6 separate regions of the Homo sapiens genome follow, and all the other regions are linked to region 2. A link is a contact called in ENCODE Hi-C or POLR2A ChIA-PET data. All regions are on one chromosome and are shown on one strand. Each heading gives the region's core, a stretch centred on a gene start or an enhancer-like site at or near the end of the contact. The rest is flanking DNA. Distances are from core to core; before and after follow the strand shown.

Evidence for each region. A loop is a pair of places that touch in the nucleus more often than their neighbours do. ChIA-PET counts read pairs that join two places held with the same protein, here RNA polymerase II (POLR2A). Pooled maps may share reads with other maps.
Region 1: a loop to region 2 is called in a map with no recorded cell type, with 19 times the contacts of the local background. The contact joins the promoter of PPP6R1 here to the promoter of MYADM in region 2. A Hi-C loop is called at or near these places in 6 of 37 single-sample maps with no recorded cell type and 10 of 50 pooled maps. POLR2A ChIA-PET finds 5 or more read pairs at or near these places in 1 of 52 experiments (activated CD8-positive, alpha-beta memory T cell).
Region 3: a loop to region 2 is called in a map of sigmoid colon, with 8 times the contacts of the local background. The contact joins the promoter of PPP1R12C here to the promoter of MYADM in region 2. A Hi-C loop is called at or near these places in 3 of 168 maps with a recorded cell type or tissue (aorta, ascending aorta and sigmoid colon) and 14 of 50 pooled maps.
Region 4: a map of CD8-positive, alpha-beta T cell shows a loop between it and region 2 (31-fold over the local background). The contact joins the promoter of KMT5C here to the promoter of MYADM in region 2. A Hi-C loop is called at or near these places in 2 of 168 maps with a recorded cell type or tissue (B cell and CD8-positive, alpha-beta T cell), 2 of 37 single-sample maps with no recorded cell type and 12 of 50 pooled maps.
Region 5: a loop to region 2 is called in a map of ascending aorta, with 7 times the contacts of the local background. The contact joins the promoter of ZNF808 here to the promoter of MYADM in region 2. A Hi-C loop is called at or near these places in 1 of 168 maps with a recorded cell type or tissue (ascending aorta), 2 of 37 single-sample maps with no recorded cell type and 11 of 50 pooled maps.
Region 6: a loop to region 2 is called in a map of ascending aorta, with 8 times the contacts of the local background. The contact joins the promoter of ZNF83 here to the promoter of MYADM in region 2. A Hi-C loop is called at or near these places in 1 of 168 maps with a recorded cell type or tissue (ascending aorta), 1 of 37 single-sample maps with no recorded cell type and 12 of 50 pooled maps.

Annotation. Positions count from the first base shown.
Region 1 is chr19:55,256,217-55,260,674 of GRCh38, forward strand. PPP6R1 (protein phosphatase 6 regulatory subunit 1) reads right to left here and starts at 2,801. Exons shown (of 24, transcript NM_014931.4): 1 at 2,219-2,801. RefSeq lists silencers at 881-1,074, 2,259-2,318, 2,489-2,588, 2,719-2,998, 2,905-3,199 and enhancers at 2,049-3,023, 3,029-3,228, 3,259-3,308, 3,389-3,438.
Region 2 is chr19:53,866,624-53,870,636 of GRCh38, forward strand. It overlaps MYADM (myeloid associated differentiation marker), which reads left to right and starts at 1,260. Exons shown (of 3, transcript NM_138373.5): 1 at 1,260-1,320; 2 at 3,131-3,215. MYADM-AS1 (MYADM antisense RNA 1) reads right to left here and starts at 2,484. Exons shown (of 3, transcript NR_184033.1): 1 at 2,286-2,484. RefSeq lists enhancers at 65-1,040, 2,150-3,063, 3,064-3,977 and a silencer at 2,816-2,875.
Region 3 is chr19:55,115,356-55,120,084 of GRCh38, forward strand. It overlaps PPP1R12C (protein phosphatase 1 regulatory subunit 12C), which reads right to left and starts at 2,282. Exons shown (of 22, transcript NM_017607.4): 1 at 1,868-2,282. The coding sequence starts at 2,188. RefSeq lists enhancers at 678-1,513, 868-917, 1,318-1,397, 2,358-2,637 and silencers at 1,828-1,927, 1,948-2,027, 2,218-2,297.
Region 4 is chr19:55,336,542-55,341,155 of GRCh38, forward strand. It overlaps KMT5C (lysine methyltransferase 5C), which reads left to right and starts at 3,335. Exons shown (of 9, transcript NM_032701.4): 1 at 3,335-3,416. RefSeq lists enhancers at 1,479-2,253, 2,254-3,027, 3,337-3,406 and a silencer at 3,427-3,486.
Region 5 is chr19:52,524,885-52,529,521 of GRCh38, forward strand. It overlaps ZNF808 (zinc finger protein 808), which reads left to right and starts at 2,784. Exons shown (of 5, transcript NM_001039886.4): 1 at 2,784-2,827. RefSeq lists enhancers at 1,403-2,229, 2,230-3,057.
Region 6 is chr19:52,635,860-52,640,370 of GRCh38, forward strand. It overlaps ZNF83 (zinc finger protein 83), which reads right to left and starts at 2,496. Exons shown (of 3, transcript NM_018300.4): 1 at 2,453-2,496. It also overlaps the pseudogene LOC124904757. RefSeq lists enhancers at 1,424-1,942, 1,943-2,460, 2,214-2,333 and a silencer at 2,544-2,743.

The DNA of each region.
Region 1 (4,458 bases), core at 1,551-4,050, 1.4 Mb after region 2:
TGAGTCACAACAGAGCAAATAAGCCACAACGACACACCATACCCCAGCAGTGGAGCAAAGTTCTCCTCCTCTGCGCTGCTAACATTTGGGCTGGACGGTTCTTTTCGGTGTTGGGGCTGCCCATGCACTGGAGGACACTTAGCAACATCCCTAGCCTCCACCTCCACTCACCAGATACTGGCAGCATTCCCCCCAGTTGTAACAACCAAAAACATCTCCAGATATCGCCAATCGTCCCCCAGGGGACACAATCGCCCCCAGTTGAGAGCCACTGCAATGGACATTCCCAAATCAAATAATAATCGAAAGAACGGCCAGGTGTGGTGGTCCATGCCTATAATCCCAGCTCTCTGGGAGGCTAGGTAGGAGGACTGCTTGAACCCACGAGTTTGAAATCAGCCTGGGCACCACAGCAGGGCACCAGAGCAAGACCCAGTCTTTACAAAAAATACAAACATTAGCCAAGCGTGGTACAAAAACACAAAAATTGAGCAAGCATTGCAGGACGTGCCTGTAGTCCTAGCTACTTAGGAGGCTAAGGTGGGAAAATCACTTGAGTCCAGGAGTTCAAGGCTGGGCAAACGAGCAAAACCCAGTCTCAAAATCATCAACATCAAAACAGCTACTGATTGCAGAGTGTCATGTGCCTTGCATTCTGCCACAGGCTTCTACAAACCCTGCACTTAATCCCTAGATCCACCCTCTGAGGAGAGCAGTCTGCTATCCCCACTTACAGACGAGGAACAACTTGTCCAAGGTCTCGCTTGGCAGAAGCCGGACTCGGCCTAGGTCTGTCTGGCAAAAGATCCTCTAACAATTAGCTGGACTGCCTTCTCATGATCCCAATCCCAGAACTAGAGTTAAAAAAAAAAAAAAAAAAAAAGCATAACATTTTCAACAGCACAAGCAGCTCCAACAGCCATCCCACCACTAGTAAGCACACGTGGCCGGGCGCCGTGTCTCCATGTGTGTTGTGCATGTATGTAAACCAAGTCCTCATCCTGTGTTATCCAGGCAATCTCGAGTCCTTGCTGCATTTGCAGCGCACGCTAACAGTTAGACCCTCGCCCTTGGGCTGGATGAAATCCCACTGCAGTTTCTCTACAACTGTGAACCCAGTACCGCACCTGACAGTCTACGCAGCTTCCTTTCCTGAAACATCTTGCCTTTCAGGCGGGTGTCTATGGTCATGTCTGTGTGTACTACGAGCGAGCAAGAAAGACCCCAACCAGAGGTCCCATTCGAGGCCTGGATAAGCACGCCGGGCGGAACTACTCTGCCCCTCACCCTCCCAATACATCTGCACTCAGGACTCCGACCTTCCTTCCTTGACATATCTGCACGTGCTGCTCCTTCCCCCCCCGGAAGGCCCTTCTTCCCACTCTCCATCTGTCACCTCCTACTCATCCTTCCTAGACAGAAAAAGCCGTCCGTCCAGTCAGTCTCACCAGTGCCTCCCGCTCTGTGGCCCCCTGCAGCTCCCTAAGTCACCTCGATCACGACACGCAGGAATTGTGACTGTCCGGCTCTGCCTTTGTACCCCCTCCAGGGACCGGCCCCACCTCCAGGGCAGGGCCTAGGGCTGATGCCCCCTCCTCGGTGCCCAGCGCCAGGCTCCCTGCCTGCCCTCAGCAGGCTTCATCTCACTGAAGCAGGCCCGAGTGGTGGCTGCTCCAGAGAAGCCCCGCTCCCAGGTCCCTCGCACAAGAAGCCGGAGGCGGGAGAGGGTCGGTCAAGGTGAAAACAAGCCCCGCTCCTCCAGTCCTGAGCTCCGGGGATCTAAGGAGGCTGCGCCACGGAAGAGGTGGCGGGGCAGAGATCGGGGCGAGAGGGAAGGGTGTAAGCAGGCAAAGTCCAGGGTAACCAGGGAGAAAGACTCCTGGGGGGCCGGGGAACCGGCCAGAGAGGCAAGAGAGCGGAGCTGAGGCTCAGGGACTGGGGAGCGCAGCTGCAGAGAGCGAGTGGGAAAAGGCCGAGAGCAAGAGACTGAGACTAGGGTGGCGGCGGAGCTGAGGTGAAGAGATTAAGAGACTGGGGAGGGTCGAGGGGGAAGAAACGGGGTGCCGTGGAGAGGAAACCCGAAGGAAGGAGGGAAAGGATCCGAAGCAGAAAAGACCCGCGGGGGTCCCGAGAGGGAAAAGCCTGAGGGGACGCGGAGAGGGGAAGACGTGGGCGCCTGGCCCTGGAGAGAGAGGGTCGGGCGACGCGGGCCGCTCACCTGCGAGGGGGGGCGGCGGCTCCTCGCACTCGGGGCTCATCGGGGCGCCCCCCCCCGCCCCGCCGCCGGCGGCTCCGGCCCCTGCTGCGGGGCCCGGTGAGTGGGGGCGGGGGCGGCGTCGGGGACTCGCGCAGGCGCCGGGGCTCGCGGGGTCCGCGCAGGCGCCCGCGGGTCGTGGGGTCCTCGCGCGCCGGGTCCTGCAGAGTTGAGGGGGTCAGCGCCGGGTGGAGTTGCCGACGGGCGGGGGGCGTCACTAGTCCGCGTAGGCACCTCCGGGGTCCGCAGGCGAGGTGGGCGTGCGGGCCGAGGCGGGTTGGCGAGCCGGGTCGCGAGGCCCACGCAGGCGCCTCAGCCGGGAAGACGGGGGAAGTTGCCCCGGTTTCCACAGTCCAACCGAGCGCCCCACGGGAGGGGAAGGCGACCTCCTCCGCGGTCCAAACGGGCCGCAGAGCCGAGCAGCGACCGACGGAAGCCGAGGCCTACTTCCTTAACCACCCCTTCCCCAAAGCCGCTCAATCTCCGGGCTCTGCGGCCGGCCTCAGGGCCTCCGACGCCCGGCTCCCTCCGCCACTATCCCACAATCCCCCTAGCGCAGGACGACGCAGGAGGCCCCGCCCTCCCGCGGCTGTGTTGGTGCGCAGGTGCGGGGGGCGGGGTGCACGCCTGGGCGGTGCAGTGCGCGTGCGCCCGGGCGCTCCCGACACCGCCCACTCTTGAACCCCGCCGCCGCAGACGCGCTTGCGCCCGTTGGTGCCAACGGTCTGCCCCGGAATAAACCCAGACAGCTCAGTGAGCCGCAGCTGCGCACCGGCTCCGTTCCAAGGCCCCGTGAATATTCCGCTCCAGGATTTCCCTTCCCACTCGCTCCGTTTGGAAATCCGTTCGCTGTTCTGTCTCCTCTAATCATAGTGGAGCTTTGGCTCCAGGGTCGGGCTCTTGCGAAATCCAGACCTGGTTTTCGCTCCAGCCAAAGCCAGGCGCCTTCGTTCCGTCCGGCTCTCGCGCTTAGCCGCCTCCGAGCCTCAGAGGCCCTCAGTCGTTTCCGTCTGCTGGCGATAGTCCCGGCCGGGTCGCTGGTGTTGCCAGTTCCGCCCAAAGCAGCTTCTAATAGCATCAACTGAAAGAGACCTCCTAGACCTTGTGTCTAGATTGATGAAGGTCCCTCTGGCTTTGAGCCTCGGTTTCCCCAACTTTAATAGCTCCCCTCTCTACCCATGTTAGAGGCCTACTGTAAAAATCGTGTGGGCGCGAGGAACTTTTTTGTTTTTGTTTTTGTTTTAAGACTCCGAATTGGCCGGGCGCGGTGGCTTACGCTTGTAATCACAACACTTTAGGAGGCCCGAGGCCGGAGGATGGCATGAGACCAGGAGTTGGAGACCAGCCTGGGCAACCTAGGGAGACCCCCGTCTCTACAAAAGAAAATTTAAAAAATTAGTTGGGCCTGGTGGCCCGCGCCTGTGGTCTCAGCTATTCGGGAGGCTAAGGCAGGAGAATCGCTTGAGCCGAGGCTGCAGTGAGCCGGATTGCACCACTGCACTCCATCCTAGGAGACAGAGCGAGAACCTGTCTCAAAAACAAAGGGCCCAGCGTGGTGGCTCACGCCTGCCTGTACTTGAGCTCAGGAGTTCAAGACCCCACGCCTATAATCCCAGCACTTTGGGAGGCCGAGGTGGGCGGATTGCCTGAGCTCAGGAGTTTGAGACCAGCCTGGGCAACACAGTGAAACCACGTGTCTACTAAAATACAAAAAATAGCCGGACGTGGCGGTGTGCGCCTGTAATCCCAGCTACTCAGGAGGCTGAGGCAGGAGAATTACTTGAACCCGGGAGGTGGATGTTGCAGTGAGCCCAGATCAGGCCACTGCACTCCAGCCTGGGTGACAGAGCGAGACTCCGTCTCGAGAAAAAAAAAAAAAAAAAAAAAGAGCAAATTCACCCCTCCTTTGCCCTCTTTGTTCTATTGAGACCCTCAATGGATTGGATAATGCCAGCTCACACTGGGGAGGGAAGATCTTTATTCAGTCTACCGATTCAAATGCTAGTCTCTTCCAGAAATACCCTCATAGACACACCCATAATGTTTTACCAGCTATCTGGACATCCCTTAGCCCAGTCAACACCTGAAATGAACCATCACAGAGAGGCATTTCCTTTTCTCTTTTTTCTATAGAGATGTTTTGTCTTTTACCCAGCATTTGGCTTCCTTGTTTTCTCCACAATATGATGGCATCATTGCCACAC
Region 2 (4,013 bases), core at 10-2,509:
CTTCCCCTCTTGCAGGATCCGTGAATCCAGAGCCCCAAGCCCCAGCCCCAGCCCCATCCTCATTAAAATTCTGAGTCCCTCCCTCCATCCAGGAGTCAGGAATGTAGGCCAAAAATATCGCTGCCTTCCAGACCCAGGCGGCTAGGCTTGCAACACCTGCTCGGAAAACCCGAGTCTGAGCTTTAATGGTTCTATTATGATGATCATGATGATTTATTTTTAATAGAGCAGAGTCTCCTTATGTTGCCCAGGCTGGTCTCGAACTCCTGGGCTCAAGGGATCCTCCCTCCTCAGCCTCCCGAAATGCTGGGATTACAGGCGTGAGCCACCGCGCCCAGGCCTGATTGTTCTTTTGAGCCAAGAATCTGGGCCTCAGCCTAGGCATCCTGTGGAGCCCAGGAATCCGGGCCCCCAACTGCTACCGCGCTAGCTCCCAGGAATTTTGCCCCCAACACACCCCACCCCTATCCACTGTGATATCTGAGACCTGCGTCCAGCCCGAGTCCCTTACCCTGCGGCGCCCGGTGCCAGTGGGTACTAGGGGAGCATTTTGCCGCCCCTTCAAGTCCTTAAATACAGGAATCTAGCCTCTGTTTCTTGGGGAGACCCATCAGTCAGGGATCGTAGCCCAGAACCACCTAAAGCCCAGGAATACTGCTCTCAATTCTGCTCTCCCTCAGGGCTCCAAGAGACAGAGATCCTAGCCCCCCCATTGAACTGAGGGGCCTGGTCCCCCAATCCGCTGCGACCCAGGTGTCTAAGGTTTCATCCGGCAAGGAAGGGGTGGGGGCGGAACAGACCAGGAAGGAGGGGGTAGGAAGGGAGCGGAAGAAAGGAGTGAGGTGAGACGGGGGCGGGGACCTGAGCTGGGGGGCTCTGCACTAAACAAACCCTAAACATGCGGGGTTTCTATGGTAACGGTCTTCCCTGGCCTACCCGGGAGACTCCTCTAGGGCTGTGTCGAGGAGGGCAGCCCCCAGGAGTCTCCACGCCGCCAGCTGTTGTGTCTTCCTGTTTTGTCACCACGGCAACCGTGACCTCAGCCCTCCACCCTGCTCACTGGGGTGGGGCGGGAGCTCCACGCTACTTTTACTCTGGGGGGCGTGGTCTGCTCTTGGCCCCGCCTCGGGGCGGGGCTGGGATAGCCCAGACTCGGGGAAGTCCCTGTCCACCGCCCTAGCCGGAGCTGCGCCCCGCCCCGGCCCCGCCCCCGTCCCGCCCGCGCTGGCTCCCCAGCCCTCCAACCCCACCCAGCCCTCAGACCCTTCCAGCTGCCGCTGTCGTCTTTGCTTCAGCCGCAGTCGCCACTGGCTGCCTGAGGTGAGGTTGTGGGGACCCCAGAGGGCATAAGCAACAGTCTAGGGTCTTTATGGCCAGAGAGAGGAATGGGCTGGGTCTCAGAATGTCTGGGTCCCTAGAAAGACTGGGGCTGGGCCAGGATTCTTGGGGTTCTGCAGAGGAGAGGGCTGAGGACCTGGACTGTGGAGGTCATACGTCTGGAAGAGTGGGGAAGGGGACCTGGACTCCGGGGTCTGAGGGAGGAGGGGCTGGGGGTCTGGACTCCCGGGTCCGAGGCAGGAGGGGCTGGGGGGTCTGGACTCCTGGGTCCGAGGGAGGAGGGGCTGAGGGCCTGGACTCCTGGGTCTGAGGGAGGAGGAGCTGGGCCTGGACTCCTGAGTCTGAGGGAGGAGGGGCTGGGTCTGCGGGAGTAGAGAGATGGGGACTCGTAGGTGCCCTAGTTGGAGGCTGGAATCTGGTACGTGGAGGTCCTTTAGGAGGGGAAGCGCTTAGGGTTAGGTGTCCTGGGTTTGGGAATGAGAATGGAAGGAATTCAGAATTACTGACCCCTCCCCATCCAGGGGACAGACAGAATCGGAACTTTGGGCTCCTGAAAGGCCGAGGGAGGGGGGTGTTAAGATCCAGCCCCGTGCTTCCGAAGTGCAGAAGGAGCTGGGAAAGGAGGAGAAGACAGGGCTGCGTCCCGCACCTCTGGGTGCCGAGAGCCGAAGCTGGGGTTCCGGGGCCCGATTCTCAGCGTGAGCGATGGGTGTGGCGTCTGGAGTGGACGAGGGAGGACACTGAGGGGCTGGGTGTGGCCCGGAGAGTCGGGTGCGCTGCGAGGAATCCCGGAGGGGTGTTTCCTCACCCTCCAGGGTCTGGCTGCGCATTCCTGAGCTCTGATCTCGGGCGATGGCTGGAGGCCCTAAGGGCGGGGTGGACCCCTCCCCTCCCCTCCCCTCGGCGCGCCCCCCTCCCCTGCGCGCCCCCCTCCGCGGCTAGCCCACCTTCCGCGGGGGACAGAATGAGTGACGCCCTCGCTCGTCCTCCTCCCCTGCTTGGGACGGGGCAGTAGCCCGCCTTCTAGAGCACGGGACGCTGGGCCAGTCCCGATTTCCTTCTCCTTCGAGGGTCCTGGAGGGGCGTGGGGGCAGGCAGTGTCTGGCTCCGGGTGGAGCCTCCCAGGTGCTCCCGCAAGCCCCGAATGGCGATTAGGGAGGCCGTGGGAGGCGTAGCTGGGCCTCGGGCCTGACGCCAGCACCGCGTGCAGTTTCCGGCCTGGAGCCTGAGCCCCTCAGAGGCCCGGGTCCCTGCCCACTCCGGTCTTAGAGATGCTCTTGGGGGGGCTCTCAGCCCATGTTTATAGGGATCCAGAAATGCAGGCCTCCAACCCTGAGAGTCGGGGTCCCCACCCCCCGGAAATCCGGGAGAGGGCGGGCAGCCCCGGAGGCGGGCGGGGGTCCGGGCACCGCCTCCTGGTCCCTGACACATTCCAGATGCCTGGGCCGACTCGAAGCCCTTATAAGGCGCGGAGACACCGGCTCTGGCTGGGCCGCCCGCCTCCACAGCCGCCGCCCAGGGTTCTCCCGCCACTGCCGCCCGCACCCCCGCCCCCGCGGGGTTAAGATCACACACGCGCCCACGCCGGCCCGCGGGGCGTGCACTTTCGCTGGGTTCCGTCCGCCGCAGCCCAAACAGTTAACTGAACGGGGAGGGGAGGGGGCGGGGCTTACCCGGGGTCACCGCCAGGGCCCTGCTGGGTTCCACGCCACGTTCCTGTCTCCGCAGGGCGTTCGATCCCTAGAGGGAGGAGCCTGTCCAAACGGACGCTAACGGCCTACCTCCCCCTCAGGTGCTCTTACAGCCTGTTCCAAGTGTGGCTTAATCCGTCTCCACCACCAGATCTTTCTCCGTGGATTCCTCTGCTAAGACCGCTGGTGAGTAGGCAGCGGGCCTGGACTCCGGGGTCCGAGGGAGGAGGGGCTGGGGGCCTGGACTCCGGGGTCCGAGGGAGGAGGGGCTGGGGGCCTGGGCTCCTCGGTCCGAGGGAGGAGGGGCTGGGGGCCTGGGGGCCTGGGCTCCTGGGTCCGAGGGAGGAGGGGCTGGGGGCCTGGGCTCCTGGGTCCGAGGGAGGAGGGGCTGGGGGTCTGGACTCCGGGGTCCGAGGGAGGAGGGGCTGGGGTCTGGACTCCTGGGTCCGAGGAAGGAGGGGCTGGGGTCTGGACTCCTGGGTCCGAGGAAGGAGGGGCTGGGGGCCTGGGCTCCTGGGTCCGAGGGAGGAGGGGCTGGGGTCTGGACTCCTGGGTCCGAGGGAGGAGGGGCTGGGGTCTGGACTCCTGGGTCCGAGGGAGGAGGGGCTGGGGGCCTGGACTCCGGGGTCCGAGGGAGGAGGGGCTGGGGGCCTGGACTCCGGGGTCCGAGGGAGGAGGGGCTGGGGTCTGGACTCCTGGGTCCGAGGGAGGAGGGGCTGGGGGCCTGGGCTCCTGGGTCTGAGGGAGGAGGGGCTGGGGGCCTGGGCTCCTGGGTCTGAGGGAGGAGGGGCTGGGGTCTGGACTCGTGGGTCTGAAGGAGGAAGGATTAGGTCCTGGGCTCCTAGATCCTGGGAGAAGGACCAGGAAGCTTGGGCTCCAAGGAATAGGGTCCCAGACACTGAGGTATCTGAGGAAGAAGCGAGTCCAGGCCCTGGCTCCTTTGTCTCAGGGAGCTGCTGTCCTGCGACTGCCACGAAGAGGTTA
Region 3 (4,729 bases), core at 1,032-3,531, 1.2 Mb after region 2:
GAACTCAGGACCAACTTATTCTGATTTTGTTTTTCCAAACTGCTTCTCCTCTTGGGAAGTGTAAGGAAGCTGCAGCACCAGGATCAGTGAAACGCACCAGACGGCCGCGTCAGAGCAGCTCAGGTTCTGGGAGAGGGTAGCGCAGGGTGGCCACTGAGAACCGGGCAGGTCACGCATCCCCCCCTTCCCTCCCACCCCCTGCCAAGCTCTCCCTCCCAGGATCCTCTCTGGCTCCATCGTAAGCAAACCTTAGAGGTTCTGGCAAGGAGAGAGATGGCTCCAGGAAATGGGGGTGTGTCACCAGATAAGGAATCTGCCTAACAGGAGGTGGGGGTTAGACCCAATATCAGGAGACTAGGAAGGAGGAGGCCTAAGGATGGGGCTTTTCTGTCACCAATCCTGTCCCTAGTGGCCCCACTGTGGGGTGGAGGGGACAGATAAAAGTACCCAGAACCAGAGCCACATTAACCGGCCCTGGGAATATAAGGTGGTCCCAGCTCGGGGACACAGGATCCCTGGAGGCAGCAAACATGCTGTCCTGAAGTGGACATAGGGGCCCGGGTTGGAGGAAGAAGACTAGCTGAGCTCTCGGACCCCTGGAAGATGCCATGACAGGGGGCTGGAAGAGCTAGCACAGACTAGAGAGGTAAGGGGGGTAGGGGAGCTGCCCAAATGAAAGGAGTGAGAGGTGACCCGAATCCACAGGAGAACGGGGTGTCCAGGCAAAGAAAGCAAGAGGATGGAGAGGTGGCTAAAGCCAGGGAGACGGGGTACTTTGGGGTTGTCCAGAAAAACGGTGATGATGCAGGCCTACAAGAAGGGGAGGCGGGACGCAAGGGAGACATCCGTCGGAGAAGGCCATCCTAAGAAACGAGAGATGGCACAGGCCCCAGAAGGAGAAGGAAAAGGGAACCCAGCGAGTGAAGACGGCATGGGGTTGGGTGAGGGAGGAGAGATGCCCGGAGAGGACCCAGACACGGGGAGGATCCGCTCAGAGGACATCACGTGGTGCAGCGCCGAGAAGGAAGTGCTCCGGAAAGAGCATCCTTGGGCAGCAACACAGCAGAGAGCAAGGGGAAGAGGGAGTGGAGGAAGACGGAACCTGAAGGAGGCGGCAGGGAAGGATCTGGGCCAGCCGTAGAGGTGACCCAGGCCACAAGCTGCAGACAGAAAGCGGCACAGGCCCAGGGGAGAGAATGCAGGTCAGAGAAAGCAGGACCTGCCTGGGAAGGGGAAACAGTGGGCCAGAGGCGGCGCAGAAGCCAGTAGAGCTCAAAGTGGTCCGGACTCAGGAGAGAGACGGCAGCGTTAGAGGGCAGAGTTCCGGCGGCACAGCAAGGGCACTCGGGGGCGAGAGGAGGGCAGCGCAAAGTGACAATGGCCAGGGCCAGGCAGATAGACCAGACTGAGCTATGGGAGCTGGCTCAGGTTCAGGAGAGGGCAGGGCAGGGAAGGAGACAAAGTCCAGGACCGGCTGGAGGGGCTCAACATCGGAAGAGGGGAAGTCGAGGGAGGGATGGTAAGGAGGACTGCATGGGTCAGCACAGGCTGCCAAAGCCAGGGCCAGTTAAAGCGACTCCAATGCGGAAGAGAGTAGGTCGAAGGGGAATGGTAAGGAGGCCTGGGGCAGAGTGGTCAGCACAGAGTGGCTAAGCCCAGGGCCAGTTGAAGCGGCTCCAATTCGGAAGTGGGGTGGTCGAAGGGGAATGGTAAGGGGGACTGGGACGGGGTGTCAGCATAGGGTGGCAAAGCCCAGGGCCAGGAACGACGGGGCGGATCGAGACTGGCAACGGGGAAGGAGGATGCCCCAGGTGGCGCAGCAGAGGGTGGACCTGGCCCCGGGAGACGCCGGGCGGGGGGCGCTGACCTGGTGCAGGGCGCTGATACCGTCGGCGTTGGTGGAGTCCAGCACGGCGCGGGCGGGCGGCGGCGCGGCGGGGTCGAGCTCGGCGCCGGGGCCAGGGTCGGCGGCGCGCAGCATCAGACGCGCCTCGTCCAGGTCGCCGCCCGCACAGGCCGCCAGGAACTCGGCGGCGCGCTCGAAGCGGACGGTGCGGGCGCGGCGCTCTCCGGGGCCAGGCTCGGCGCCCGCCCGCGCCCCCCACTGCCGCAGCTGCTCCCGTCGCCGCTCCCGGGCAGCCGCCGCCGCCGCCCCCGGGCCAGCCGCCGGGCCATCCTCTCCGGACATCGCACCGCCCGCCCGCCCAGCGAGCGAGCGAGCGCCGAGCCCCAACCGCCGCCACCACCCGCCCGCCCGCCCGCCCCGGGGGCCGCCGGGAACTGCCGCTGGCCCCCCACCGCCCCAAGGATCTCCCGGTCCCCGCCCGGCGTGCTGACGTCACGGCGCTGCCCCAGGGTGTGCTGGGCAGGTCGCGGGGAGCGCTGGGAAATGGAGTCCATTAGCAGAAGTGGCCCTTGGCCACTTCCAGGAGTCGCTGTGCCCCGATGCACACTGGGAAGTCCGCAGCTCCGAGGCGCCCAGTGGAAATCGCCAGATGAGGGCCTCCTCCGGGGAATGCTGGGAAATGGAGTCTACAGGCCGGAGGGGTGCCCCACGGCATACTAGGAAGTGTGTAGCACCGGGTAAAGGGGATGAATAGCAGACTGCCCCGGGGCAGTTAGGAATTCGACTGGACAGCCGCGTGGGAGGGAGTGCGGGGAGAGGCAGAGTTGTTTTGTTATTGTTGTTTTATTTTGTTTTCTTTGTTTTGAGACGGAGTCTCGCTCTGTCGCCACGCTGGAGTTCAGTGGCGCGATATCGGCTCGCTGCAACCTCCGCTTCCCAGGTTCAAGCAATTCTGGCTCAGTCCCCAGAGTAGCTGGGATAACAGGCGCGCGCCACCCCGCCCTGCTAATTTTTATATTTTTAGTAGAGACGGGATTTCACCATGTTGGCCATGATGGTCTTGATCTCTTGACCTCATGATCCGCCCGCCTCGGCCTGTAATCCTGCTGGGATGACGAGCGTAAGCCACCATGCCCAGCTGGGTTTTATTTATTTTGGTTTTTTTCCTGACCCCTTAACTAGAAATAAGCTCCACGAGAGCGGGATCTTTTGTCTTCTGTGCACTACTTGTCCTCGGTTCTTAGAACAGAACCTGAGAGAACCTGATCGCAAATATTTTTGGAATGAATGAATGAATGGGTTCACCAGGGCACCATGGGAAACTGAGTCCGCAACCTAGAAGCCATGAAAGACAGTCCACTTCCAAGCTTCCCTGGGTGACCTCGCAGGGCATGCTGGGAAATGAAATTTGCGGTGAAAAGGTCAGGACCACGATCCTAGGGCACGCTGGGAAATGTAGCCCACAGGGCCACACCCCTAAAAGCACAGTGGGGTGCAAGGCAGGGCCCCAAGGCATTTAGGGCTCGGGGCAAGAGAAATCCACACTCCACTCCCTAATGGTAATCCCTGAGCCACACCGAGTAAAGGAACCCAAGACACAGTGTCCACAGGGACAGGGCTCTCAGAGCTTTCACTGGCCCGCGCTTCTCCTGCGCCCACCCGGACCTCCTGGGAACCGCCCAGGCCCTCGCGCGCTCTCAAGGCATGCTGGGATTGGTGGTCCCGGGCAAGGAGTTCCAGCAGGTGGGGGGCGAATCACCTTTCAGCGGGCCCAAGCGATGAGCACACCTTGATCTTCACCTTACGGATCCCGCGCCCAACTCAAGATTGGGAAGGTGGCTGGCACTTTGTGACAGGAAGAGTCCCATAAAAATCATACAGAAAAGGGCCAAAATCGGGACAGAGACTACAGACTGTTTCCCAAGCGCTGTGGGAGTTTCCCACCCACTCTGAAGTCCTTGGGTTTGCGCGGAGACGTAAACTGCGCATCCCACGAGGCCTGTTTCTTTCCCTCTCTCTTTCTCTTTTGTTGTTGTTGTTGCTGCTGCTGTTACGAAAATTTTTGTGGTTTTATTGTATCATGAGGCATTGAAACATCCGGCGACTCAATGTCTAGGCGGTGAGGCAGCCGCTTTCTCCTTCACTTTCTTTGGGTTAAGTAGAGCAACTTGTCAGTAGTTTTGTTTTTTTTTGTTGTTGTTGTTGTTTTTGAGACGGAGGCTTGCTCTGTCGCCCAGGCTGGAGTGCAGTGGCGCGATGTCGGCTCACTGCAAGCTCTGCCTCCCGGGTTCAAGCGATTCTCCTGCCTCAGCCTCCTGAGTAGCTGGGACTACAGGCGTGCTCCACCACGCCCGGCTAATTTTTGTTTTTTAGTAGAGACGGGGTTTCACCATGTTGGCCAGGCTGGTCTCGAATTCCTGACCTCGTGATCCGACTGCCTCGGCCTCCCAAAATGCTGGGATTACAGGCGTGAGCCGCCGCGACCGGCCAGATTTTTTTTTTTTTTAAAGGACAACCTTTTGCATTACTTAAGTCTTTCCAAGGCATGCGCTGGTACAACACAAACTTTTCCCATTACATGCAGCTAGTCTAGTGTCCAGACGTCATGCACAACACCTCCGTGGCATCAGCGCACTGCGCCCACTCCCACTGCGACCCTGCTCATTTGTGCATCATATCTGGAGGAGTGGCAATAGTTCTGGAAAGAGGAGGGAAGAGGAGGCAGCGTGAGGGCCCGGTGGAGAGGAGGTCAGCTGAAGTTGTGCAGAGCAAGCCTGCATATCATTGGTGCAAACCCAAGCATCATTGCATCGCTGATGTTTTGTTTTGTTTGGTTTTGTTTTGTTTTTGAGACGGAGTCTCACTGTGTCGCCCAGGCTGGAG
Region 4 (4,614 bases), core at 2,085-4,584, 1.5 Mb after region 2:
TTTTTGTATTTTTAGTAGAGACGGGGTTTCATCATGTTGGCCAGGCTGGTCTCGAACTTCCGACCTCAGGTGATCCACCGGCCTCGGCCTCCCAAAGTGCTGGGATTACAGGCGTGAGCGGCTGTGCCCAGCCATTGTATGTGTTTCAAAACTTCGTGTCAATGGCATTGTAGACTTCTGCAACTACGGGTTGTCCCGGGTGATATATGGGACACTGGTGCATCTACTTTCACTGACATATGGTGTTCCCCTGTATCAATATACCAGGATCCATGTTTCCATTCTTCTGGTGATGGAAACCGTTTCCAGTTCCTCACCGTTACAAACACGATAGCGAGCATTCTTGCATTTATCTCTTTATTCCAAGTCGGAGAGTTTCTCTAGAGTGTACACCCACCCACTAGTAGAAGGACTGTACTTCATACAGACTGATACAACTTTTCCAGTTAGCTGAGTTTCCATGAAGTCCTTTATGCTTGCCATTTCCCCCTCCCTGGGTAAGGCTGCTTTTCTCTTCTGGAGCTGGTCACCTGTCCCTCCCCACTGATGACCAGGAGTTACAGTTGGCATCACCTTGCTCTGGTATGGCCACCTCTGTCCACCTCTGTCTCCTCTAGCTGCTCCATGGCAAGTCCCCAGCCCCAGTTCCCTTCTGCCGGCATGGTCCTGGTCAAAGTGATGGTCCCGAGAAAGGTTTGGTCGACTTTAGCTGTAGTGGTGCCTGCCTGAGTTAGGGGGTATTTCAGAGCTCATGAGAGATTAGGGAGGTAAAGCATGGGGCTAGGGGATAGTCCCTGTTGGAGAAGAAATAGCATGAACAAAGGGTGGAAAGCTGGAAGCCAAACAAGTGTATGGTCTATGTTTTATAGATGGGAACCCAAAGCCCAGAGATGGCAAGTCACTTCCTCAAAGTCACAGAGCAATGCAGAGACTGTCAGCTTCATCCTTATTGGTTGGTCATTCACACATTCATTCAGTACATATTAACAAAGTGCCTAGGCCAGCCATGGTGGCTCACACCTGTAATCCCAGCACTTTGGGAGGCTGAGGTGGGTGGATCACCTGAGGTCAGGAGTTCAAGACCAGCTTGGCCAGCATGGCGAAACCCCACCTCTACTAAAAATACAGAAACTAGCTGGGCATGGTGGTGGGCACCTGTAATCCCAGCTACTCAGGAGGCTGAGGCAGGAGAATCACTTGAATTCGGGAGGCAGAGAGCCGAGATCGCACCACTGTACTCCAGCCTGGGCGACAGAGCAAGACCCTCTCTCAAAAAAAAAAAAAAAGAAGGGAGCATCACTTGAATGAGCCCCTAGAGAGACCCTGTCTCTACAAAAATTAAAGGATTAGCCGAGCATGGTGGCATGCGTCTGTGGTCCCAGCTACTCAGGAGGCTGAGGCTGTAGGATCGCTTGAACCCAGGAGGTCGAGGCTGCAGTGAGCCATCCTTGCACCACTGCACTCCAGCCTGGGCAACAGAGGAAGACCCTGTCTCAAAACACAATACAGGCCAGGCATGGTGGCTCATGCCTGTAATCCCAGCACTTTGGGAGGCTGAGGTGGGTGGATCACCTGAGGTCAGGAGTTCGAGACCAGCCTGACCAACATGGTGAAACCCCGTATCTACTAAAAAAAAAAAAAAAAAAAAAAATTAGCCGGGCATGGTAGTGCATGCCTGTAATCCCAACTATTTGGGAGGCTGAAGCAGGAAAATCGCTTGAACCTGGGCGGCGGAGGTTGCAGTGAGCCGACATCGCACCATTCCACTCCAGCCTGGGCAACAAGAGGGAACTCTGTCTAAAAAAAAATTAGCCAGGGGTGGTAGTGCATGCCTGTAATCCCAGCTACTTGGGAGGCTGAGGCAGGAGAATCGTTTGAACCTGGGAAGCAGAGGCTGCAGTGAGCCGAGATCACTCCACTGCACTCTAGCCTGGGCGAGAGAGCGATACTCTGTCTCTGTCTCTCTCTCTCTCTCTCTCTCTCTCTCTCTCTCTCTCTCTCTCTCTCTCTCACACACACACACACACACACACACACACACACCAAAACACCAAAAACAGCACACCAAAACAGCACCTACTCTGTGGCATGCATTGTTTTAAGTGCCCACGATCTATAGCTGTACAGTGGAGCGCATGTCTGACAGTGATCCTATATGTGTAGACACACAAGCGCCTACATTGTGTTACCGGACAGTAACATGCTGCACAGCTGTGTGGCCCAGGAGCCGCCGGCCACCTTACAGCCCAGGTGCCAGCAGCCCTGCCACGTAGGTGTGAGTGATGTTGCTCTAGGATGCTGGCAGGATGACGACATCGCCTGAGCACGCACTGCCCAGATGGTATCAGTGTCGTTAAGGGAAGAATGGCTGTGGCGAAACAAACAAACAAGCAAACAAAGACCGCCTGTTCTGAGTGTGGAGCTTATTATTCTCGGCGTAATTATGATGAATTGTTAGTTACGTTTGCCTCTAGGATTGAGGTAGGGGGGGTGATCCCAATTAGGGGGTGCCCCAGGGGAGCGCCCCAGGAGTCAGGGCTTGTCTCAAAAGTCCCCACTCCTCCCTCAGCCTCCCCTCCCTCCATCCGACCCCGTTCATATCGCGGGAAGGTCCCACAGAGTGCGTGTGGATACTCCCAAAACGCAACGGTGTAAACGGGGAGGGAGGGAGAGAGACTGAGGAGCCCTTTGTAGCCAGGCAGAGCTGTCAATAAAGTTTCGTCGCCTTGGTAACCGCAGGCCTCGCGGGGCGGGAGGGGAGAGGGATGGCGGTGCGCGCGCATTCACCGCCTCCCTCCCGCCGGGTCTGGCTTTCTCCCTCCTGTGGCCGAAGCTTTCCTCGGAGAAATAGAAGAGGGAGGCCGCGACTCTATGGTGATGGACGGAGGCCTTACCCAATGGAAAGAGGAGCTGTCCCAAGGCCAGGCAATCATATACGACTACTGGAGCTGGCAGAGCCCGCCCTCTTTCCACTTGGACCTGAATAACCCGACCCAAACCGAGTTTCGCCCGGAGAGACTGCGCTTTCGGCCAATGAGTGCGTCGATTTCGAGCCCCAGTGTGAGCGAAGGCGGGACAAGTCTCCATGGCAGCGACTAAAGGACAGCGATGTGAACCACTGACAACAGTTCGCGGCGTTTGACGGCGGCGGGGGCGTGGCGGGGTTTTATCTGTGTATTGACGAGAGCCGGGCGCGGAGGGAAAGAGTGGGGCTTGGCCAATGGGAGCGCCGTGAGCTTCGTAGCAACGGAGGAGTGGCGGTGGCTGTGGCCAATAGAAAGCCTCAGTGGCCTTGGCGGGGCTGGCCCGGAGAGCAGATGGGAGGTGCGGCGACAGTGTTTGACGAGAGCCGAAGGAGGCTGTGGGAGGTGTTGGCGGCGGCGGCGCGGGCGCCTGAGGAGGAGGAGGAGAAGCGGGTGAGGGGCGGCGCGGGGCCCGATCTCTGAGCCCCTTCACGGCCCCAGCCCCGCGCCGCCTTGGCTCCCCAGTCGCCCCCTGCCCCGACTGCCCCCCACCCCGCCCGGCCCCTCCTCGTGTCCAGGCGCCCACGTCTCCCGGCCCCTCGCCGGGCCTCGGGCTCCGCGGCACTGCAGCCTCCTTCCTGTGCTTCCTCACCCGGGCCCTGACCCCCTTCTTACGTCCACGGCCCTCCCTGCATCCTCAGGGCCTCTCCCTGACCTCTTGTCACTCTCCAGGCCTCTCCCTGCACCCCCCAGGGCCTTTCCCTGACCTCACCCTCCAGGCCTCTCCCTGCACCCCCAGGTCTCTCCCTGCACCCTCAGGGCCTCTCCCTGACCCTTCTCTCACCCCCGGGACCTCCCTGCACTCCCAGGGCCAATCCCCGACCTCCTCTCACCCTCCAGGCCTCCTTCTGGACCCTCTAGGTCTTTCTGTGCCCTAGAACCTCTCCCTGACCCCTCTGTCCCTCTCCTGGCACTCCCTGGACCCTGAGGTCGGCCTCTGACCCTCCAGGTCCCTTGCCCTGGGCTCTCACCGCCTACCCAGGCGCCTCCCTGGGTCCCCAGGCCCTTCCCTAGGGTCTCCCTTTCCTGGATCCCCCAGGACCCCACCAAGCCCGTTTGGATCCCTGGGCCCCTGTCCGCCCTCTCAGGCCCTTCACTCACTGGACACCCAGGATCTTCTCCGCCATCCCTGGACCGCCCCCCGACCCAGGTCTCCCGTCTGGCTCCTCCCTGAGTCCCTAGGCCATTCCCCGCTCTCTGTCCTCCCTGGCACCCCCATCCCTTCCTCACACCCCTCTGAGCGCCCCCAGGCCCGGCTGCAGCCTTCTCCCTCCCACAGCCCCCTGCCGTGCCCACCGCTGTGCGTTTCTCTCCTTGCCCCCAGCCCCCTCTCCAGCTTCCCCGCTGTCCCTGGCGTCCTCCTGCAGCGCCCCCTCTTTCTCTCCCGCAGCCTCGCAGTCTGTCCCCGACCCCTCCACAGCCGTCTCTGCAGCTCCCGCTCCTTGCCCTGCCCCATCTCCTCCTCTCCTGGGCGCGGATGAGCCTCGAGCGCCGTGGTGCGGGGACGAGGCTGGCCCTCCGTCCGGGTTAGGGGTTTGGGTGGTTTTCTTCATCTCTCCGTTCTCTCCTGGCTCCGCTTTAAAAAAATGTT
Region 5 (4,637 bases), core at 1,534-4,033, 1.3 Mb before region 2:
ATGAGCATAGGGAGTCGGAGGTTGCAGTGAGCCGAGATTGCGCCACTGTACTCCATCCTGGCGACAGAGCGATTCTCCATCTCAAAATAAATACATAAATAGCAATAAAAATAAAAAAAATAATTAGGAAGACTAAGCAGCCCCAGCGATATGACCTCCTCAGAGCATTGTGCCTTCTTACGCAGTGATAAAGTAACCTTCCTTGAAGTGTATCAATCCATCACCAATCAACTTGCTGCAACCTATGCACTGGTCTTGAATGGAAAACGTGGTGATTCTGCTAAAGCATCTCTGTCTTTCCCTGTGTGTGAAACCTTAACGTCTCTACTTTGGAACGCTGATCCCATTTATTTGGAGTTGATGTTTCCAGGTGGCTTTCTTCAAGCTTTGTGTTCACATTAACTCTGTACTTAATCATATATTTTAAATTTTATTATTTACTGCTGACATCAATTTCTGTCGTATGGTAGGCGCCTGACCAGAGAGGGCACCTGTCGCCATGTTGTAAAACTCAAACTTGCCAAAAAGACATGGGTTAGGGTTTCTTCCCCTCCCTCGGGATGAAGCTAGTTAGCTGACACAGATGGTCACCTCCATTACCAAGTAGAGCCAGGATGAACTATGTGCGACCAAGGGTGTTGTCAAGTCCTCTTCCCTGAGGACTGATTAGTGTTTATCTTGAAAATATGTCCTTAATGGGTTGTATAGAACAGTGAAGTTTCTTTCTCTCTTTTCAACCTCTTAGCTGTTTGCCTCTATTTCCCATCACATTCTGGTCAAGGCTTATTGATTTATTTATTTAGAGACGGAATCTCTTCTGTCGCCCAGGCTAGAGTGCAATGGTGCGATCTCGGCTCATTGCAAGCTCCGCCTTCTGGGTTCACGCCATTCTTCTGCCTCAGCCTCTCCGAGTAGCTGGGACTACAGGCGCTGGGCACCACGCCCGGCTGATTTTTTTTTTTTGTTTTTTTTGAGACCGAGTCTTGCTCTGTCACCCAGGCTGGAGTGCAGTGGTGCTATCTTGGCTCACTGCCAGCTCCGCCTCCTGGGTTCACGCCATTCTCCTGCCTCAGCCTCCCCAGCAGCTGGGACACAGGTGCACGCCACCACACCTGGCTAATTTTTTTGTATTTTTAGTAGAGACGGGGTTTCACCATGTTAGCCAGGATGACCTCGATCTCCTGACCTCGTGATCCGCCTGCTTCAGCCTCCCAAAGTGCTGGGATTACAAGCGTGAGCCCCCATGCCCGGTCCTAAGGTTTATTTATTAACAAAATGGTTTTTATTTCTTTCTCTGTTATCGTCGTGGAGATGATTTCTCATTTGGGATAATATTTTTTAGTTTTCAATTATATTTTGTCAACATTTAAAAAGCAAAGTAAAGAATATTTCTTGGGCCAGGCATGTTGGCTGACGCATGTAATCCCAGCATTTTGGGAGGCTGACACAGGCAAATAACTTAAAGTGAGGAGTTCGATACCGGCCAGGTCACCGTAGTGATACCCCGTCTCTATGAAAAATACAAAAATTAACCGGGCATCGTGGCACGCGCCTGTAATGCCAGCTGCTCCCGAGGCTGAGGCAGGAGAATCGCTTGAACCCAGGAGGCAGAGGCTGCATTGAGTTGAGATCTCGCCACTGCACTCCAGCCTGGGCAACAGAAATACTGTGTCTCAATAATAGTAATAATAATAATAATAATAATAAAGTAATAGATCTCTTCCACAAATGTGCTGGGACAACTAACTGGATATCCACATGGAAAAGAGTAATGTTGGATCCCTATGTCACACCATCAAAAATTTTATTTAAAAAAGTTTTTTTTTTTTTTTTAAAAAGGGAAAAGGCCCGGGCGCGGTGGCTCACGCCTGTAATCCCAGCACTTTGGGAGGCCGACGTGGGCGGATCACCTGAGGTCGGGAGTTCAGCCTGGCTAACATGGTGAAACCCTGTCTCTACTAAATATACAAAATTAACTGGGCATGGTGGCGCATGCCTGTAGTCCCAGCTACTCGGGAGGCTGAGGCCGGAGTATCGCTTGAAACCAGGAGGCGGAAGTTCTAGTGAGCTGGGATCACTCCACGGCACTCCAGCCTGGGCGACGGAGTGAGACTCTGTCTCCAAAAAAAAAAAAAGGGAAAGAGAGAGAGAGAGACTAGGAAGGGAGACCTGCCGCAGTGGGTGTTACTTTGTCGCCCAGGCTGGCTTGGGACCCCAGGCTCAGCAATTCTCTCCGTTGCTTCCTGAGTAGCTGGGACCTGAGGCTCCCGCCCCCGCGCCTCTGCTGTGTTTAAGCAGCAGGTGGTGACCTCACTCCTTCCTGGCCTAAGCACTCCGTCCCGCACCCCTGGCGGTGGCTTTAAGGAAGTCTCTGAAGCTGAGCTCAGGGTGGACTCTCCCTCCCTAGTGAATGGAGATAGAAAGGGAGAGGACATCTATTCTGTTCCGTGGGCCGTCACCATGACATCGTACATGCCGCCCAGGCAGGGCTTTGCATTTCACATTCTAGTTTGCATCCCGGTTCCAGACAATTCCAGGGCTTTGGAATCATGCCTCAGACTTTCTGGCGCTCTCGCCTCCACAACCTAAAAACAGAGACGCTAGGAGAGAGGCTGAAAGACGCGCAAGTCCCGCCCCGGCCCCGCCCCGGCCCCGCCCTCTGCCGGTTCTAAAGGGCAAGGTCTCAGCGCCTCGCGCCCCGCCGCTACCTCGCCCAGGCCCCGCCCACCTCCTCCCACCTCCCGCCCAGGCCTGGCTTCCGTCCTGCGCGCGGAGATTAACGCAAACCCGGAAGCGGATCGGGTGGAGTGAAGGTCACGTCGCCATGGTGAGTTTTGCTCTGTGTTGCATTAAGTCTCCGCTTCCCAGGTCCCCGCCGCTTCTGTCCCTGGGACGTGGGGTCCCCACAGACCTGGAAATTCTCGCCCGTCTTCCTTCGCCCAGAGCAAATTGAGACAGCCCAGTGAGAGGCCGGGTGTCGCTTCCTTTCGGGTTTAAAGTCGTCTGGAGGCTGGTCCCGTCCCGGGTCTGTCTGCTATAGGGCAATGTATACACTTTCTATTGCGTAGTTTTTCTGCTCAAAACCTTCTTCTGACTCTTCCCTCCTCGCGCTATTTAAAGTCTTCACCCACGAGGTGGATTCTTGCCCGGGGCGCACCTCCCAGCCACCCCTCGTCGGCCCCTGGAGCGTCGCGCCGCAGCCCCAGTCCCAGGGAGGCCGCGTCCTCTGCCTGGTCCTGGGATCTTGCAGACCCCATCCTTCTCCCAAGGCGCCGTCCCCCCTCCTCCCACCTCCCTACTCGTGCCAGAGCCTGCGGCTCCCCAGGTCTCTCCTCCGCAGTCACCGCTTCCATTGAACCCACACTGGGAAGGACGCAGGGCCCTGTCCTGTGACATGGGGTCTTCTTGCCTGCCGAGCTCCAGCCCTTGGAAAACGCGCTCCTCCGGGATGCAGGCGTCTTACTCCAAACCCTCCTGCGATTGTGTGGGCCGAAGGGATCAGGAGACAGACAGCAGTAGAAAACCTGAGACAGAGAAAGAATAAGAAAGGCCCATAACAGATGGCAAAATAGAGGATTGGTGAGGGATATGCCAAGATATGGTGAAAGTGGAAAAAGAAAGCAACAAAATACCTAGAAAAGCAGGTGGAGAAAAGCAACTGGAGAAATGTAGAGAAAAGCTAGATGTACACAGAGATGAAGGACGGCAAGGTAGGGAGAGTGGCAGCAAAGAGGGAGGCTCATCAGAGTGAGGGAGAGAGGGAGGGATTTGGAGCCAGGGCAGACAGAGCAGAGTGGTGCTGGTGTCAAGGAGAACCGAGGGAGAAACACAGCAGGGAGGACACCTGGGGATCTGGGGTGACACAGAGTGGGGACAGGGGAGTATATCAGGGAAGAGAGAATTTAACAGGGAGAGCAGAGGAGGCGCAGAGATGGGTGAAGAGGCAGAAATAGATGGAGATTGAGGACGATTGAAAGATTGGGGAGAAGGAGCAATAAGAGGTTAAATAAGTTGCGAGGATGGAGCAGAAGAGATGGAAGAGAAGGAATAGAGGGAAGAAGGGGGATAAACAGCAGAAGAGAAGAGGGGTACAAAATGAAGAGCAGAATCCCAGGGAGAAAGAAAAGAAAACAAGAGCTAGAGAGAGAAGGGGGAGAATGAGAGATATGTACAGAATTAGGGAGGGAAGCGCAGTAATGAAGAAAGGGGGGCTAGGCACAGTGGCTCACGCCTGTAGTCTCCACACTTTAGGAGACTGAAGCAAGAGAATTGCTTGAGTCTAGGAGTTCGAGACCAGCCTGGGCAACATAGTGAGACCCCTATCTCTGCCAAAAAAAAAAAAAAGGAAATAACGGGGCATAATCGTGTGCACCTGTACTCCCAGCTGCTCTGGAGGTGGAGGTAGGAGGATGACTTGAGCTCAGGAGGTCCAGGCTGCAGTGAACTGAGATCATGCCACTACACTGCAGCCTGGTCAACAGAGCGAGATCTTGTCTCAAAAGAAAAAATGGGGCGAGAGACTGGGTTTAGATCAGTGGATGAGTTCATTGGATATGATTAGTTGTGACATGTTGACTTCCCTGTATATAATCTAATAACTAAAAACTTGTTTAAATTATACAGATTGAGAATTTTAA
Region 6 (4,511 bases), core at 1,246-3,745, 1.2 Mb before region 2:
TGGGCGTCTGTAATCCCAGCTAGTTGGGAGGCTGAAGCAAGAGAATCGCATGAATCTGGGAAGCTGAGATTGTGGTGAGCCGAAATCACGCCACTGCACTCCAGCCTGGGAAACAACAGGGAAATTCCAACTCAAAAAAAAAAAAAAACTATGTAGACCACGTGCGGTGGCTCTTTCCTGTAATCTCAGTACTCTGGGCGGCCAAGGCAGGAGGATACTTTGAGCCCAGGATTTTGAGACTAGCCTGGGAAACACAGTGAAACCTCGTTTCTACAAAAAAAAAAAAAAGAAAGAAAAAGAAAACTAGCCGGGCTTCTTGGTGGCTCATCACTGTGGTCCCAGCTACTTAGGAAGCTGACGTAGGAGGATTACTTGAGCCCAGGAGGACCAGGCTGCAGTTAAAGATCATGCCACTGCATTCCAGCCTAGGCAATTGGCCAGACCCTGTCTCTTAATGTTAGTTAATTAATTAAGTTAAAAATTATGTGTTAACAGAAAGGGATTTTTTTCTCACTTCACTGCCCCACTCCCTACCCCACTCTGGGAAAAGGGAACAGAGTGACTCACAAGTGAATAAGTCACTCCACTGTAGCTGAATAGGGATTCCAAGTGGAAGCTAACCTCTGAGGCCAACATTCATAGAATGTACATGTCTTATAGATAGGATTCTTAAAATTCTCAATCTCATCTGTATAATTTAAGCAGTTTTAAGTTACTAGATTATATACAAAGAAGTCAAATGTCACAACTAATCGTATCCAATGAACTCACCCACTCATCTAAACCCAAAGTCCTCCGCCCCTTTTTTTCTTTTGAGACAGGGTCTTGCTCTGTTGACCAGGCTGGAGTGCAGTGACATGATCTCGGCTCACTGCAGCCTGGACCTCCTGGGTTCAAGTGATCCTTCTGCCTCGGCCTTCAGAGTAGCTGGGATTACAGGTGCACACTATCATGCCCGGTTGTTTTTTTTTTTTTTTGGTAGAGATGGGGGTCTCACTATGTTGCCCAAGCTAGACTCGAACTCCTGTACTCAAGCAATCTTCTTGCCTCAGTCTCCTAAAGTGCTGGGATTACAGGCGTAAGCCACTGCGCCCAGCCCATCTTTCTTCATTACTGTGCTTCCCTCCCTAATTGTGTACATATCTCTCATTCTCCCCTTCTCTCTCTAGCTCTTGTTTTCTTTTCTTTTTACCTGGCATTCTGCTCCTCATTTTGTACCCCTCTCCTCTCCTGCTGTTTATCCCCTTCTTCCCTCTATTCCTTCTCTTCCACCTCTTCTGCTCCATCCTCGCAACTTACCTAACTTCTTGCTGTTCCTTCTCCCCAATCGTTCTATCGTCCTCAATCTTGATATATTTCCGCCTCTTCTCCCATCTCTGTGCATCCTCTGCTCTCCCTGTTAAATTCCGTCTTCCCTGTTATACCCCCTGTCCCCAATATGTGGAACCACAGATCCCCAGGTGTCCTCCCTGCTGTGGTTCTCCCTCTGTTCTCCTTGCCACCAGCACCACTCTGCTCTGTCTGCCCTGGCTCCAAATCCCTCCTCCTCTCCCTCACTCTGATGAGATTCCCTCTTTGCTGCCCCTCTCCCTACCTTGCTGTCCTTCATCTCTCTGTACATCTAGGTTTCTCTACGTTTCTCCAGTTACTTTTCTCCTCCTGCTTTCTTTTTTTTTCTTTTCACTTTTGCTGTCTCTTGACAAATCCATCACCCACCCTCTACTTTGCCCTCTGTTATGGGTCTTTCTCATTCTTTTCTCTGTCTCAGCTTTTCTACTGCTCTGTCTCCCAATGCCTTTGGCCGACACAATCACAGGAGGGTTTGGATAAGACGCCTGCATCCCGGAGGAGCTCGTTTTCCGGGGGCTGGAGCTGGGCAGGCAAGAACACCCCGTGTCACAGGACAGGCCCCGGGTACCTCCCCAACGCGGGTTCAGGGGAAGAGGTGACTGTGGAGGAGAGACCTGTGGAGCAGCAGGGCCCGCCACGAGGAGGGAGGTGGGGGGGAGACGGCGCCTTAAGACAAGGTTGGGGTCTGCAGGATTCCAGGACCAGGCAAAGTACGCGGCCTCCCTGGGACTGGGGCCCTGGCGCTGCGCTCCAGTGGCCTACGAAGGCGAGGGTGGGAGGCGCCCAGGGCGGGAATCCAGCTCTCGGGTGAGGACTTTAAAAAGCGAGGGGCGGGAGGAGTCAGAAAACAGTTTTGAGCAGGAAAACTACGCGACAGGAAGTGTATACATCGCCCTACAGCAGAAAGACCGGGGACAGCCCAGCCTCAGGGCGACTTTAAACCCAAAAGGAAGCGATATCCGGACTCTCATGGGGACGTCTCAATTTGTCCTGGGTGAAGGAAGAAGGGAGAGAATTTCCAGGTCTGTGGGGACCCCACGTCTCAGGTACAGCAGCGCCGGGGACCTGGTAAGCGCAGACTTAATAGAAGAGCGAAACTCACCGCCACGGTGTAACTTTCACTCCACATAATCCGCTTCCGGGTTTGCGCGCATGTGCGCGCGCAGTACAGAAGCCAGGTCTGGGCGGGGCCCGCGAGGTGGGCGGGGCCTGGATGAGGTAGGGGCGGGGTGGGAAGCCGAGAGACTTTCCCCTTTAGAACCAGCAGTGGGCGGGGCCAGGGCGGGACCTGTGAGTCTCTCAGCATCGTTCCCAGCGCAGAGGCATTTTTCGGGTTTTGGAGGCGAGACCGGCCAGGAAGGCTGAGGCATGATTCAAAAGCCCTGGAATTATCTGGAACGGGGATGCAAACTAGAATGTGAAATGCAAAGCCCTGCCTGGGCGGAAGGTACAATTTCATGCTGATAGCCCACAGAACCGAATAGAAATCCTCTCCCTTTCTATTCTCCATTCACTTGGGAGAGAGTCCACGCTGTGCTCAGCTTTAGAGACTCAGGCCACTGCCTGAGATGCAGGATGGAGTGCTCAGGCCAAGGATGGGTGAGGTCACCACCTGCGGCTTAAACACAGCTGGGATATGGGCGCGGGAGTGGGAGCCTGAGGTCCCAGCTATTCAGGAAGCAGCGGCGGGAGGATCGCCGAGCCTGGGAGTTCAGGCCAGCCTGGGCGACAAAGTAACACCCCCTCCCGCAGGGCTCCCTTCCTCGTCTCTCTCTCTCTTTTCTTTTTTATAATAAAATTTTTGATGATGTTACATAGGGATCCAACATTATTCTTTTCCACGTGGATATCCAGTTAGTTGTCCCAGCGTATTTGTGTAAGAGATCTATCAGTTTCTTTTTTTGTTTCTTGAGATGGAGTTTTGCTCTAGTTGACCAGGCTGGAGTGCAATGGCGCGATCTCTGTCTCCCAGGTTCAATCGATTCTCATGCCTCTATCTCCCAAGTAGCTGGGATCACAGGGATGTGCCACCATGCCCTGCTAATTTTGTATTTTTAGTAGAGATGGGATTTCTCCATGTTGGTCAGGTTGGTCTCAAATTTCCGACCTCAAGTAATCCGCCCGCCTCGGCCTCCCAAAGTGCTGGGATTACAGGTGTGAGCCACCGCGCCCGGCTTATTTTCTTTTATATATTTAGTTTTTTCTATTTTTTTTTTTTTTTTTTTTTGAGGCAGAGTTTTCTTTTTTGGCCAGGCTGGAATGCGGTGGCGAGATCTGGGCTCACTGCAGCCTCTGCCTCCTGGGTTGAACCGATTTTCCTGTCTCAGCCTCCGGAGTAGTTGACATTACAGACGCGCACAACCATGCCCGGCTAATTTTTGTATTTTCGATACAAACGAGGTTTCACTATATTGGCTAGGCTGGTCTCGAACTTCTGACTTCAAGTGATCTGACTGCCTCAGCCTCTGAAAGTGCTGGGATTATAGTCATAAGCCACACTTCCTGGCCCAAAAAATATTCATTTCTTTACTCTTTAAATTTTGAGAAAATATAATGGAAAACAAAAAAAATCTTCCCCCCAATGAGAAATCATCTTCACGATGATAATAGTGAAAGAAATAAAAACCACATTATTAATAAGTAAGCCTTAAACCAGAATGTGATGGGAAATTGAGGCAAACAGCTAAGAGGTTGAAAAGAGACAAGGAAACTTCACTGTTCTATACAACCCATTGAGTACATGTTTTCAAGATAAACACTAATCAGTCCTCAGGGAAGAGGACTTGACAACACTCTTGGTCACACATAGTTCATCCTGGCTCTATTTGGTAATGGAGGTGACCATCTGTGTCAGCTAATTAGCTTCATCCAGAGGGAGGGGGAAAACCCTAACCCATGTCTTTTTGACGAGTGTGAGTTTTACAACATAGCGACGCGTGCCCTCTCTGGTCAGGCGCCTACAATCCGACAGAAACTGACGTCAGCAGTAAATAATAAAATTTAGAATGTAAGATTAAGTACTGAGTTTATGTGAACACAAAGCTTGAAGAAAGCCACCTGGAAACACCAACTCCAAATAAATGAGATCGGCGTTCCAAAGTAGAGACGTTAAGGTTTCACACACAGGGAAAGACAGAGAATCTTTAGCAGAATCATGACAG